Linked DNA regions of Homo sapiens: region 2 is linked to region 1. A link is a loop called in an ENCODE intact Hi-C map of the cell type or tissue named here. Cell type or tissue: GM12878. All regions are shown on one strand.

What was found. A loop is a pair of places that touch in the nucleus more often than their neighbours do. Peaks named below come from ENCODE experiments on the same cell type or tissue, not always from the same donor. Only the 100,000 strongest peaks of a DNase experiment are listed, where the experiment ranks them.
Region 2: a loop joins it to region 1, with 1.9 times the contacts of the local background. A loop is called at or near these places in 1 of 110 quality-filtered maps.

Annotation. Positions count from the first base shown.
Region 1 is chr10:34,376,368-34,384,367 of GRCh38, reverse strand. It overlaps PARD3 (par-3 family cell polarity regulator), which reads left to right. Exons shown (of 25, transcript NM_001184785.2): 8 at 114-239; 9 at 1,446-1,828; 10 at 6,262-6,401. Among named protein-coding and RNA genes, the nearest start is that of PARD3, 430 kb to the left of the region's middle. RefSeq lists an enhancer at 3,262-3,391. In GM12878, no CTCF peak of the experiment used is centred here; a DNase peak (open chromatin) is centred at 3,337.
Region 2 is chr10:34,151,587-34,159,586 of GRCh38, reverse strand. The region is part of intron 22 of PARD3 (par-3 family cell polarity regulator); the gene reads left to right. Among named protein-coding and RNA genes, the nearest start is that of LINC02629, 250 kb to the right of the region's middle. In GM12878, no CTCF peak of the experiment used is centred here; no DNase peak of the experiment used is centred here.

The sequences.
Region 1 (8,000 bases):
CATGCTCCTTTGTAAGGACATCTTTGTAAATATAATAACAGCATTAAAGTGGTAAGGCAGTGTGCATGGTGGAGATATTACATGTGTAATCATTTGCATTCTTAATGTTCCAGAACCCTGGGGTTATTAGTAAAACGATTGGAGAAAGGTGGTAAAGCTGAACATGAAAATCTTTTTCGTGAGAATGATTGCATTGTCAGGATTAATGATGGCGACCTTCGAAATAGAAGATTTGAACAGTAAGTGTGTGCTCGCTGCACTTCTGTTCTTACTTGCATTAGGCATGACAGAGTGCAGTCAGTTGAAATGCTTCAAACATGTCTGTGATCTCAGTCTGTATACTGGAGAGGAATATTTTCTGCCATTAGCTTTTAAAAATTTAAACATACTCAGTAATTAATACCATTAGACTATATTTCAAAATGTCCTCTGATGGATATAGCTCTTCTTAAGTATTATGGCCCCCATTTCAACTTTACAATTTTGCTGGTTCCTCTCCTTTTGGAAAATTGACAGTGTGCCCATTTTTATCATACTTTAACTCACCCGTCCACCTTTGCTGCACACAGTTTCTCTAGATACAAACAAGCAGATAAAGCTGTTTGTATCTGCTTGAGGTTGTATTCAGATACACTTTATCTTGGGTTGTATTCAGATACAATATTGGGTTGTATTCAGATACACTTTATCTTGATTCAGGCCCTTAGTCAATGAAAAACATAACAGTTGGCCAGTTCTTATAAAACAAGGCAGGAGCAAACAGAACTCTTAAGAACTTGAGGTCCTGACCAGGGAACCAGCATGAGAAAGAGCTGCTTCCCAGGCTGGTTGTATGGGTGCACTGTGACCCACAGCTGTCAACATTTTGAATTATTGAGCCTGGATTGCTGTTCTTGAGATTTTTACATATACCAACTTAATAAATAATTAATAGTTACTTTCTATAGTCTTCTAAGTGTGTGTGTGTGTGTGTGTGTATTTTAAAAATTTTAAATACACATCTAACCCAATCCAATATTCTAAATATAATTATAAAGCTCTGTCTTTCTTTGAAAACTTAAATTGAAGTATTTTGTAATGTCTACAAGTTGTATTAGACAATGTTGTAGAGAGAATGTTCCATTTGGTTTCTATTATTGAAATTATAATACTTGTTATACTTAAAACATGTTTAATGATTTACAGTTGAGAGGACAGAATTTTATCTGTAGTTGTAGATAATTTTTCTATTTTTATTGAGAGAATGAGAAATTTATATTTGAAGAAACAGCTATTGATAGATCAGAGCTGCAAACTTGATTGATAAATGGGTTATTAGAATTTTGCTTTTCAATTTCAACAGCCTGTCAGTTCTTATTGCTTAATTAGTAAACTTAATTAAGCTCATAATATCTTCTAGTCTGCCAGTCTTAATTTGCTAATTTTCTATTCTTTCTCAAACCCAGAGCACAACATATGTTTCGCCAAGCCATGCGTACACCCATCATTTGGTTCCATGTGGTTCCTGCAGCAAATAAAGAGCAGTATGAACAACTATCCCAAAGTGAGAAGAACAATTACTATTCAAGCCGTTTTAGCCCTGACAGCCAGTATATTGACAACAGGAGTGTGAACAGTGCAGGGCTTCACACGGTGCAGAGAGCACCCCGACTGAACCACCCGCCTGAGCAGATAGACTCTCACTCAAGACTACCTCATAGCGCACACCCCTCGGGAAAACCACCATCCGCTCCAGCCTCGGCACCTCAGAATGTATTTAGTACGACTGTAAGCAGTGGTTATAACACCAAAAAAATAGGCAAGAGGCTTAATATCCAGCTTAAGAAAGGTACGACCTATCCTGTTTTTGTTTTGTGGAATTTCTTTTCTTAGCAGCAACACACAAGGGTAGAAATGGAATTTATTTTAAAAGTCAACCTACTAACCCAAAGCACCCTGAGTCTTATCTAATTATTTTGTGAAAGAACTGATAGATTTTTTAAAGTTACTTACCTTTTAACATATTTCAAATTGTATTTCTTATATGTCTCAGGTTTATTTTGCTCTGTAGAAATTAAAATGTAAAAGTGCAGAGAATAAGACTATGTCTATGAGAAGAAGATAGCAGTTACTGTAGTAAAATTTTTGATTGTGAAAGAAAATGGCTTCAGGACATTAATATCAAATGCAGAACAATAGTAAGGATTTGACCATTTTGACTGCCCCATTTGCTGTATAAGTCCAGCCCTCAAGGAGGACTTTAGAGGTAGTGCACGTCAATCTCAGTATTTGATGTGGGGAGGGACCAATTTGTTTGAGGCTGCCAGGAGTTTATAGTAGGTTGCTGAGAAGCCAGGCCATTGACTCTTGTCTTTTGTTTTCTTGTATTATTGCATTACTTCCCTTTCTTTTTTTTCTTTTCTTTTCCTCTCTTTTCTTTTTCTTTCTTTTTTTTTTTTTTTTTTTTTTTTTTTTTGAGACAGGGCCTTTCTTTGTTGCCCAGGCTACAGTGCAGTGGTGCAGTCATAGCTCACCGTAGCCCGCAACACCCCATGTCAGCCTTCCAAGTGCTGTGACTAGAGGCACATGCCGCCATGCCCATCTCATTTACAAATTTTTTGTTGTGTTGGAGTCTTGCCATGTTGCCCAGGTTGATCTGGAACTCCTGGCCTCAAGTAGTCCTTCTACCTCGGCTTCCCAAAGTGCTGGGATTATGGAAGTGAGCCACCATGTCCAGGCCTGCTTCTCTTTCTTATGGTGATGTGGAAGTCATGATGTCGATTGCCGATTCTTCATACATCTTCCATCCATTATGTATTTTAGTACCCTTCCTGTATACAGTGGATCTCTGTATAGAGAGCATGTTCTTGCAGTTTGCCTCCTTCAAAGTTGAGTGCAAACTATTGGACTTGACTTTATGATTTTCACCCAATGTTTCGTCCAGGCACCAAGATACACTTTTACTGTTCCTGATCCATTTTAGCTGAGCATTTTGATATATTTTTAAATCATGTCTTTCAAAATGGTATTATTATAAAGAATATTTTTTTTTATAGGCTCAACCATCAACTCTTATAGTTGGATGGAAATGATTCCAAGAGAGGTTCATTATTTCCTCAGGTCATGTGGCTGTTGGCCACAGATTCTTACTAGTATGTTTTCCATATCCGGATATTCAGACCATTCTTCTTTACATTTGGGGTAGCATTTACAAGGTTGTAAACTCTGAGACTGCTGTTTCCTTTCTAACTCATATTCTTTCAGTGAACTTTATGTGAACCTCAAGTTTCTTATTTCTGGTTACTGGTTTTTAAGCTCTAAATACTTGGTTGACATGATCAGGAGTTGACAGCTTGCCTCGTTGCAAACACAGAGTCATATCAACAGAAACCCCTTTAGCTCTGTCAATTCCTAAATGAGAGAAATATCACATCCTCTTTCCTCCTTTTGCTCTACTTAAATGACAGGCCCTTGTTTTTAACCAAAAACATATCAAGAACTACAAATAGAATCGTATAAAAAATAAAATTCTGCTTGATATCTCTAAACAAAGGTACAGTATTTTGCTTCACCATTGTCATAAAGATACTGGTTCATAAATATCTTTTCCTTTTTACACTGATACAGCAATATTCATTTAGTTAATTATGGTTTTTCAAAAATTAGGATATTTGACAAATCATGATATAACATGAACTTTTTAAATGAGGTGATTTGCCATTAAAAGTACCATTGTTTTGCTAATGAAAGAATGAGAAATACAAAGGAAATCTGAAGTGAGAAGATAAAGGTAAAGTATTAAACAGAATACAGATTCTCCAAAAAAAGGAAAATAATGAGTATATCTAATTTTTATGTTATAGTAAGTCTGAAGTGATAAATAAATCAAATTGATACATTTTACTTACAAAACTGGTACCATTGTTTTGAATACAGATATTATTTTAATAGCATTTAATGAAAAATATGATTGCATTTACACAAGCTAATTTAGAAAGACTATGCTTAATCACTGAAAGGAGAAACAATGGTTTTAAGTGTTTTTCAGACCTTGAGTAATCTTAATGATATAGAGTCCCATAGATCTATCTTGATTTTAATTTACCAACTGTGAGAATGTATGACAAAAAGCACATGCTGCTTGTGCATGCTGCCAATACTTACAAATATTTTATATAAAAATTATGTTTACTATAAATGTGGGGAAGAATGCTGATTATCTTTGATTAGGACTAAATGCATATATTTTAATAATAATGAATGTAGGAGAATTGAACAGGCTTTCCTTGTAGCTAGCAGATTTTTTTCTTACAAGTTATTACATTTATTAGTGAAGTACATTAAAAACATAGGGTGTGTCAGTGTTAAACTTCAGATTCAGTTCAAAGTGAGCTAATGTGCTTTGAGTGGCAGCAGTTCTTCAAAAACTGGAATCAACTCTTAGTACAAAAAAAGATGTCAGTATAATTATTCTTTGGCCTAATTTTGGAGCTATGTTATATAACATGACAACAGAATAGCCTCAGTGTACTTGCTTCCATAATTATGATTTCTTAATATTTATTGCCATTTTGGTATTCTCAAATACCCAGCTCTTTTGTAGAAATTAGCTTTTTAATAAAGTCAGAGGAGAAGGTCAGTAATCTGTTTCAGTCAGTGCAGAATGTTTTGTTGGCTTTGTTAAATGAAAATTGATATCTACTTATCTTTCCTTGAAAGGTCATTGCCTGAACTTTTAGCTTACAGATTTAGGGGTTGTTGCTGATATTTTAATAGTATTGAGGTTCCTACAACAGTCAGCATTCATAGTTCAAAAAAGTTAGTATTGCAAAAGGAGAGTAATTAAGAATTCTTTCTTAATAAATGTTATTGCAAGTCATTAGAGTTTCATGAAAGCAGAGACATATGGAAAAATCTCCCCAGAGCAATAACAAACATTTCATATAGACAGTATGCCATTCAGGTGTTCAGCATGGAAGACATCAGAAATATTAATAGTCCAAGCACCCTAAAGTGACTTCAGACTAAAGTAAATGAATGCTTTGTTTGATGTTGAGAATAACTATGGTAGGTTTTGCTACAGGAATAACTATGGAGTGTTTTCTTTATTTCTCCTTTAATGTTTCTTTAATCTACATTTTTATTCACCCTTTTTTGTTCACTTATATTTTATACTTTTCATTACAGTTTTATACTGAGTGATGTATCAGATTAATGTGCTCTTTTCTAGATTTTTCACCTTTACAGATCTCTTTATTCTTCCCATAATGAGCAAGCATTTGCCTTAACAATATTTTAACTGAAATGGAAACTAATATCTTAAGAAGTAACTTTTTAAAAAAGCTTAGGTAGAAATCATTATTGTAAAAATGTTGTGATTCATTACAAATGTATCATTATCTCCCCAGTTTTTCCTGGGCACGTGTTGGCTTCTTGCGTCTTGATTCTAGTGACATATAAACACTTTTCTGCTTTGTATTGAGCATGTAAGACTGTCTGTCAAGAAAGCTGCCAAAGAAATGAGAATTTAAATTCTGTGAATCATCAGAGTAATTTATAAATGCATCATTAATTTAGTACCTTTAAGCATAATATGATCCCCAGATTTGGTAGCCATGATCTGAGATGGAGTCTTCACTGAGTAATTTGCCTTGTTTGGGAGTGGGGGGTGGTGAAGGAAATATACATGGTAAGATTTAGGTGAATTAGAAGTGAACTAGGCAAAGATAATTTGGTTTATGGTTTATCCTCTTAGTAAACTGCTTTGAATAATTATGATTTTGGGAGGTTCCATTACCTCTATCTAGAGATACCTCTCATTTCACTGTTCTTTTCCATCTCCCTGGACATTTTTGTTTCCCTTGCTCATACCTCCTACCCTTAAAATTTGGATGTCATTATTGCACAATAATACTTGAGTTTTGAGGTACTGTGGGTCTTAACAGAAGTTTTTTTCTTTCTTCATGTAGTGAATTTCCTATTCAAAGATTTACATTGATTTAAAAACTTTTAGCAGTCATATTTACATATTAACTTTCATCTGTCTTTGAGAAGATTGCTGTTTCTTCTTAGATTAATAACTGTTGATATGTAAACCATTTAAACCTTCCACAATTTAGTCTATTTTGAAAAATTTATTACAACTTTTAAAGTAGTAGAAGAAATGTGGACCATTGTGAAAGTTACAAAATGTCAAGTTGAGGTTGAGTATACTGGTGCAATACACCTGTAAAATTCAAGATATCTCATTTTATTTACTTTTCTTCTCCTTCACATACCTAGGTACAGAAGGTTTGGGATTCAGCATCACTTCCAGAGATGTAACAATAGGTGGCTCAGCTCCAATCTATGTGAAAAACATTCTCCCCCGGGGGGCGGCCATTCAGGATGGCCGACTTAAGGCAGGAGACAGACTTATAGAGGTAAGTGACTTCCCCAGCAGGATGTTCCCTGATTCTTGAAATGTTCCATTTCCAGGAGCCAACTTTTAAAAACATTTTCATAAAATATGAAATTCAGTTATATACATTTTAGCGGAAGTATGCGTCACAAAATGTGTTTCTGTTTTATGTTTAGATTTTCCATGTTATTTTTTATATATATTTTTTTAATTGTTAAAATTTTTGTAGAGGCAGAGTCTTGCTATGTTGCCCCAGCTGGTCTTGAATTGCTGGCCTCAGGCGATCCTCTTGCCTCCCAGTGTGCTGGGATTACAGGTGTGAGCCATCGTGCCCAGCTCTTTTTTCCATGTTATCTGATGAGAAATTATCTTTCCATTTATTTATTTATTTTTTTTTATGAGATGGAGTCTCGCTCTGTCGCCCAGGCTGGAGTGCAGTGGCACAATCTCAGCTTACTGCAGCCTCCACCTTCTGGGTTCAAGTGATTCTCCTGCCTCAGCCCCCCTGGTAGCTGGGACTACAGGCGTGCACCACCATGCCTGGCTAATTTTTGTATTTTTCATAGAGACAGGGTTTCACCACATTGGCCAGGCTGGCCTTGAACTCCTGCCTTGGCCTCCCAAAATGCTGGGATTACAGACGTTAGCCCTCATGCCCAGCCCCATTTAGTTTAGTTATAAATTTTTAGTTACTCAGACATTTGGTTTATGAGGTAACATTTTGTCATATAAAATGTCTGTAAGGTTACGTTTCTAAATGGCTTTATATTTATGTCTGGCAATGTGGAAATGTATTCAGAACAGAGACAGATGAAATAAATGAAAACAGTGTTCCTTGATAAGAGGAGCAAGGAAATCTTGAAATGGCAGCATGGAGAATAAATTGAGTCATAAGAGTCAAATGTCAGGAAAGAAAAGAAAAATCGTTTTTGAATTTTTTTTCTATGTCTTATGAGTTTGGGTTCATTGGTATTTGAAGCTGCCTTGGAAATAGATTAACATACATAATTTGTGTTTGTGTGATGGTTTGCACATAAAAGAGAAAATTGAAAAATATGTTTTAAACCATTTTTCTTAGTTTTTTTTAAAGAAAATATAGTCTGTATTTTTATTAGCAGATACTGCATTTCCTAATTAACTAGTATTCAAATATTAATGCTAAGGTAAACTTTTACCACACTATCCTTTTTTCTTATAGTTTCATATATGGTTTCTATCTCTCCAGATTGAGTTCTCCTAAAGAATTTTTGTAAAGTAGGGGAGGAGAGGGATACCGTCTGTATTTTTTTCCATGTCTACATTTGGAGCCTAGATCCCTTAAATTTTATTCCCACTGTTTTGGTCCTGTGCATGTGACAACGTATGTTAAATAGGCACTGTTAGAAGCTAAATAACAGATGTTTGAGTACAAATTATGTTAGGGTCCTGCTTCCTGAAAAAGCCACTTGTCCTGGGGTTATAAATTGAGTGGTACGTTAGCCCACGTCTGCAGTCGTAGCTTGTTTTATTTGTAAGAGTCTCTGCTGGGACTTGAATTCAGTCCTCCTGTCTTCTGAGTCCAAAAAAATATCTGTCCTTTTCTGGCTCTCTCCGTCTTTCTTTCTAAAGATAATTGCTTTAT
Region 2 (8,000 bases), 220 kb after region 1:
GACTTACTAGTTGCCTAGATGTTAGAAGTTGGAACATTTGCTATTCAGATTATCCTATCTCCCACAATTTTTTGATTACCTCAACATTTCTTGGGAGTTACAGGGATGTAAAATGAATAAACTTGGCCTTCTTTCTACCTATGTGATTTAATGGGTAGTTATCCTAAGGCAGAGTGAAAGAGTTATTTGCAAATCTGCCTGAGTGCACACACTATTGACTGTTGTGAATAACTACCATAAACCACAGCATTGAGTGCTTTCCCTACTTACACCAACTCATTTGCTACTCAACAGCCCATGAGTAGCAGTAGAAGCTAAAGAGAACACGTATAACCTCCTCCAGGTCTTTAGCGAATCAGTGACAATGCAGAATCTAAAACCTAGGTCTTTCCAAAACTTCAGAATGAACTAGATTCTTGCCTCCCCTCAAGTTAAAAGAATATGCAACTGTTTGTACAGCACCTTTCACTGAAGTTCTAGTTGAAAGGAATTGTTTATTACCAGTGAATACATTTCATAGTTGAATCTCTGTGGTTGTTTGGTTCCATAAATTCTTGTTTCTTTTTCAAGATTTGAGAATGCAAAATGCTGCAATTCAGTCTTCATCCTTGGAAATATCTGATGGAAAGATATGGGCAGCATCAATGTCTTCAAATTCTGACTTGTCCCAAAGCCTTTCAACCTCACTTCTCTTACCCATCTTTGATAGGTTCAAGGGCTATGTCTGTCCACAATGGAAGTCACAGCCACATTTGGCTCTTTAGCTTTCAATTAATTAAAATTAAATACATCTAAGAATTCATTCCTTTGTTGAATTAGTCACACATCAAGTGCTTAATAGCCACTTGTAGCTAGTGGTAACCACAGTAACTAGTGATATGGAACACTTCCATCATGGCAGACAGTTGTGTTGGACAGCGTTCTAGGAGAATCATCACAGAGATAGTTGCCATATACACACTCTTTCTCACTAGCCAGGGCTTGGGACCCGGTTTCTTATAGATGGGCTGGAAGTCTTCCTCTTGCCTTTCTGAATGAAGCTGTACTGACCCAGTCAGGCCTGGGCAGCAGTCGCTTCTTTAGATCTCCATGGGTTCCACCCTGCGTCTTGCTTAGCTTTCACCCTAGCCTTAGCCACATGGGTAACATGAAATGGAAAAGAATCGTGAATCAAACACACAGAAGCTATCCAAGAAAACCACAGGAGTGGAGATGCCAAAGAGAGAAGAAATGGAAAGAGATGACTTCAGAAGATTCTAGGTTCTTTAATGCCTCCCATTAAAGTTGTCTCCTACCTCATGGGTCTTGGTGACTCTAATTTGTCTTTTCTCTCTCTCTCTTTTGTGGTTTTTGTTTGTTTGTTTTTTATTTGGAGAAACGAAGTCTTGCTTCATTGTCCAGGCTGGTTTCAAACTCTGGGCTTCAAGAGATCCTCCTGCCTCAACCTCCTAAAGTGCTGGGATTACAGGCATGAGTTACCTTGCATTGTCAGGCTTTGAAATTGTCTGAGTAGGCTGACATCAGCAATGTTTAAAGAGAATGAGGTAAAAGGAATAGAAAATGTTTGAGTATGTTGGAAATAGAAATGGTTTTATTTCATAATCTGTTGCAGTTTTATATTTATGTACATTTGTGCTGGTTGCTACATGAAATATAGCGCTTTTATTGTAGGTTGTGGTCAAAGTTTGAAAAATCCTGGGTTAGAATTGTAGTTAACACAATAAACAGAATTCTTTTTCTAATTTTCCAACATCTCTTTCCATAACAGTATTATGCTTGTTTTGTCATATGTTTTATGTCACCGTTTTATGTGTATCAGAACCATGAAAAACAAGTGCTTCATTTGGGCATGTGTCATTGGGAATAGGGAACCCTCTATAGGAAGCAGATGATGGTTTCAGATTTTAAATATGAGTCACAAGTTTGGTAGAAGAATCACACACAAAACAGTTTTATTGTGAAATTTGCAGATTTGGGAATAGGGAATCCTTGCTAGTTAGTTTTATGGGGAAAATTATTGTACATGGACTCATGATAATCTGTGTTAGGAGGTGCAGAGAATATAAATACTTGTAAAAGAAGAAAAAATGGAGAAAAAGGTGCACATGGCTGGACAATGTAGATCAGAGGTCTTTATTTATTTGAGTTCATGGGGCGCTTACTTGTCTGACACTGGCATCAGGGCTAAGGAAACAAAGGTGAATATGACTGGCTCCCTGCCCTCAAAATCTGACTTCTTAATTCCGGAGAGAGGCAAGTCCAGTAAACAAACAGCTACAACGCAGCATGAATCTAAGACAGCTGAGCACAGAGGGCACTCAGATGTGTGGATGCATCTGACTCAGCCAGCAGAGGGATATTTTCATCCTTGGAACCTTGCCTTGTCCAAGCCAGGATCTTCTGCCCCCGCATCACCCTTGTCTTCCCTAGCAAGTGTGCAGATCTCTGCCTTGATAACGCGTGTTCTTTTGTACGTTTGCTGAGATCCATGTACAACTATTCTCAGGGTTTTTAAGCAGCTATAAAATGAGGTTTTTACAATTCAGTTTGAATCTTCTCATACAATAATCATGTTCATGATTCAGCACAGGTTTTTACATGTTGCATTCCTACTCAAGGGCAGGGTTTTTTTTCCCCTCCTTTTTTCCACTGAAAGAATGCCAACAGGAATAAATTGAGTGGGATGAGCCTTCATGGTTACCTTTTTTCTTCACTTGGGTATTTATAGTAAGATGAAATGTGCAGAAGCTGTTTTCCTTTCATATAAACCAAAGATACAAGGAATTTACTAAGTGTCTGGGCAGTCGTTTGGTCTCATGAGAAGAGCATGGAAGCTGCAGGGGCCTGGGCGAGCTCTGGGAGGCTGCTCCTCAAAGTGGGACCACAGTGCCAGCAGCCGCGCTCTTAGTGAGGGCTTGACTTAGGGGTACCATGAGGAACTTTCTCATGCAAGTGAAGTGGTGACTCTTGTTCATCGCTTCCGAGTTTTCTTGTGGGAGCACTTGCAAACAAACCCTTTCCTTTTAAGTTCTTACCTCCTATTGACCATTTTGTTCCAACTTAAAAAACTTAAAAATTATACCTTTAGTTTGACCATGAGCCGTCTCTTTATGAGCATTAGAGTATTGGAAATTGTGATGTTCAGCAAAATCTAGAACACATGGCTGCTTTATAAAAATATGAGATTCATGGCCAGGCATGGTGACTCACACCTGTAATTCTAGCACTTTGGGAGGCCAAGGAAGCAGGATCACTGGAGCCCTGGAGTCTGAGACCTGCCTGGACAATATAACAAGACCCCATCTCTAAAAATATGAAAAAATTAGTGGCTTGTACCTGTAGTCCCAGCTACTTGGGAGGCCGAGGCAGGAAGATTGCTTGAGTCCAGGAGTTCGAGGTTACAGTGAGCTATGATAGCACCACTGCACTCCACCCTGGGTGACAGTTAGATTCTGTCTCTAAAAACAATAATAATCAGAAAAATATGAGAATCAGTCATCCAATTTAATACTTATCTGTAGCCTTGAGGTCACATGGCATGCATAGGCTTCCCACTTCCTGCTGAAAGTACTGTCTTAAAATTATCAGAGTGGGAGCAGCCTCCAGATCAGGTGGGAGCTGTGACCTCTCAGACTGTGCTAAATAGCTGTGTTTGTTGTACTGCTTTTGTAAGTCAACCAAGCCACAGGTTGTGCATTGTGAGTGGACCGTGTTGCATCTGCCTCCTGCCTCTGAATACAGTGGTCCCAGCAATAGATGCTCAATTCTCAGAGCGTCTGCATGACCCCCCATGGTCAGTACTGCTTCACTGTGCTCCTTTCATTGATCCTGTTGTTGCTGCCACGAGAGCAAAATAAAATTAATATAAATATATATGCTACACACACACACACACACACACACACACACACACACACATTTTTAGAGGGCTTGTGGTTTCTGAAGATGATGAAAGAAAAAAAAGCTGTGAAAAGCAAAAATGCCCAAAAGTTCATCTTCTGCCCTGACCCATCACCCTTCTTCAGAGGTACCCAGTACCTCCAATTCCCAAGTCTTTCTGGGGTTCTGCTGAACCAACACGTAGCCGTTTATCCCTTCATGTAAGCTTAGGGTTCTACATTTTCCAATATGCTAACTAAGCCCCATCCATTAGCCTTACAGCTCCTAAAATGTTATCTTTCATTTGCTGTAGTCTCCTCTATTGTTATTCTTGTTATCTGAGTGATTTGAAGACTTTTTATGTCTTTGCTGGCATTTTGGTGGGGTTTTAGAAGAGCGTCGAGGCTGCATAGATGTGTTCGATCTGTCTTATTTATTTGGACATTTCAGCAGCCTCTTTTAAAAGAATAATCAGTCCCCAGTCCAGAAACCCCTGGAACCACTTGGTACTTCTTAAACCTGCCTTCCCTTCACATAGGCTGACCGCTCAACCTGACTTCAATTCCTCACTCCAAACCCAGCCCAAATTTAGGGAACCTATGGAAATGCATCTGGCCTGGTCTGTACCATTTCCTTAAGAAATGATCACTCCCTCCTCTTATTTTCCCCAAAATCATACACTAACTTTATCACTTAATGTCTTGTCTATTATTGTTACCTGACCATTGAGTATAGGAACCATTGTCACACCTCTGTATTCTCAACAATTTACATAATGCCTGGCATTTAGTAGGTGCTTAGTAAATAACAATGGTAATTGTCACTACAAATTACAAAAATATGTTTATAGTAGTTCTAAGTCTCAATCAGTCTTCCCAAATTAACCGGGAAAGAAACATGCTCAGGCAGAACCCATGAGTTTCAACACCTGGAGGTAGTTACTACATTGGCAGAATAGTGTTGCAGGGGAGGGGAAGGGATGGATGCAAAGAAATAAATCTCTCTGTCTCTCTCTCGAAACGTGAGAGGTGGTATGTGAAAGATGAGGGCACTGTCTGGGGAGAAACAAAATCTTCCATGAATGCGCTTTAGTCTTCTACAGGGCAAGTATGACCTAGATATTCAGCAATTGGAATTACTTTTAAACTGCTCACCTGTCTACTGTTGTTCCTTGTTGATGAGGAAAATCAGGTGATGCTTATCTTAAAGATAAGGTGTTTGTATCCTCCCTTGCTCAGGATCCAAGCAGGCTTCATTCCAGGCATCATTAAGTGAGTCTGTTGCCAGGAAAGCTGCAGTGTGGGCGTTCACCATGACTGCTAAATTTGCAGCATTTCTTTTCATTCAAACTCATGGATGGAGGAGAGGGTCTCACTTGTATTTGCCCAACACGTATTATTAGTAGTATTATTGTTTTACATTTCTGCAGTTTTTTTCATGGAAGCCTCACATTCTACTTTCCAGTCTCACAGGCCATCCTCACCACGATACACATGATCATTTAGTAGCAAAGTCTGTTCATCAGAAAACTCTAATTGCTTTATGTGTGAGAACATTAAACTGCAATAAATTTATGGATGCAGCTGCTCCATTACTGGAGAACAAGTTTTATCTCCTAATAAATTGATGTTTCTTTTTAGTGTCAACTAAAACCAAAATTTACACCCAAGGAATTGAACCTTAACATTAAATAATTACTTCAATGCCGCTAGTGGTAAGAAAGGGTACTCACTTCCCAATTCTAAAAGGCCGGAGTGAGGGAAATGGTTTTTTCCTCTGTTAATTGTTTCTTGAAAGCATAATTGCACAAGGGCTTTAATTGAAATAAGCATAGGAGCTATGCCCTTTTAAAGAAGATACTGTAAATAGTGTCATCATTTGGTATGAGTTACACCATAAGGGGAAACACTAAAAGCCTTATTTATGTTGAAGGGTAAGGGGGAAAAAAGAGGTTCACTTTGGTGTTTTGTCTGCAGTTCCATTTAAGATAATGGAATAGATGCTTAAAATTCTCTGGACTTTGATGAATATTTAATTCATCTTTTCTACAAGACGTTTGAATTAAACTGACTACTGATAAAAGATACAGTGTGGACAATGGAGTTATGTAAATTTGGCTTGCTCTGAGGGGATCTGAATTTAAATGGCCAAAGGATGGTTTCTTTTTGTTGTTTATGATAATTCAAATGTACTAATCTTGTAATACTGTACATTAAGGACTTCAATTGTCTGGTCCCATGTGAAATAAGAAATAGTATCAGGTTTACTTTATGTTCATATTATGGACTAAAAGTTTATTATACGTGTGTGTGTCTCTGCACTCATGAATATGTATGTGTGTGTGTGAGGGAGAGCTCTCCCCTAATTCAAATATGACACAGATTAAAATGGCTCCTGGACAGGCGCAGTATCTCACACCTGTAATTCCAGCACTTTAAGAAGCCAAGTTGGGAGGATCACTTGCGGCCTCTCAGGAGGCTGAGGTGGGAGGATTGCCTGATCCCAGGAGTTTAAGGCTGCAGTGAGCTTTGATTGCATCCGTGTATACTCAGTGTACTTCAGCCAGGGTGATAGAGGAAAACACTGTTTCAAAAAAAAAGTTTTCCCCCAATTTCTGTGAATCAGGAAGACTTTAGCAGTTGAATGTTAGAATATTAGCCAAGCTGAAGTAGCCCTGGGCAGGGACCTATACTTCTGCATTGCTCCAAGTCAGCCATCTGCCTAGTTTATTAGCTTTGTCATGTCACTGGATCTCTCTGGGCCTCAGTTTCCTCATCAGTAAAGCGAAGAGGTTGGTCCTGATAATCACAAGGCTACCTTATCATTGGAATGCTCTTTAATTCTGTCACTCATCCCACAACATATAATTAACACCTACATCTTACTTTTCTCTGCCTTTAACCTTCCATTCAGTGCTATGTACGGCCAGTTGTCTGCATGGGAAAACAGGAAAGCAAACAATCCAAGTACAGACTGGATACTGTTCTATGCCAGTTCTATCAATTATCTGGGAAATGATTGAATAATCCTTTTGAAAAAAACATAAAGTATTAGATGCCATGATAGAGATCAGCACACATTGAAGTACTTAATGATGCAATCTGTGACCTGGCTCTAGCATTTTGGAATACAGTTCTGTGCCATATAACCACATGTCAGTCAATGACAGACTGCACATATCACAGTGGTTCCATAAGATTATAATACCACATTTGTACTGTACCTTTTCTATATGTAGATATATTTAGATACACAAATACCATTATGTTCCAATTGCCTGCAGTATTCAGTGCACTCACATGCTGTACAGGTTTGCTGCCTAGGAGCAATAGGCTACACCATACAGCCTAGCTGGGTAGTAGACTACATCATCTATGTTCATATAAGTATACTCTTATCATATTCACATGATGATATTGCCTAACAACCCATTTCTCAGGATGTAGCTGCATTGTTAAACAATGCAAGACTGTAGTTCTAAGGTTGATGGAATTTTTTTTTAAGTCTCTGCTAGCTACAGGGAAATTTTTCCAAAGTAAAAGAAAGATCTTGTGAAAAATCACATAAGAAGCACATTGGGTCTCTGGGGTAAAATTAAAGGGTTCAACCAGAAGACATCCTTCTTCCTCTTCAAGAACTCGGATCTAAGACCTCTGCAGAGCCATTTTTGGTCTTTTAAGAAAAGGCAAAAGTATTATAATATTTAGTTATTAGCATGTTCATTTGCCAAAGTTCTAAAAATTCCTTAGTACTATATATGTATATTTTATAGAATCTTGAGGTCTCTTGAATAAGTAACAGAATATATTTAAAGCCGTCTTGTGGTACTTGCAATCTACTTTTACTATTAAAGTTACTATAAAGATTTAGAGATATTATATCTTTGCCTGTGTGATCCATTGTTGCCATATCATGGAGCCAACTCCTTGGTCAGAAACATAACCTCCAATTATAACATTGCTCCTATGGGAAAATCTGATCCACTTTATGGTGTGGTTTCTAAGAACACATTGTGGTGAAAAGGAGAGGATGCCTGTATTTTTTTAAATTGAAGCTTTTCAACCCTTTATAACATCAGTTATGACTTGGCGAGATGTGAACAATGTGTCGTTTATGGATTG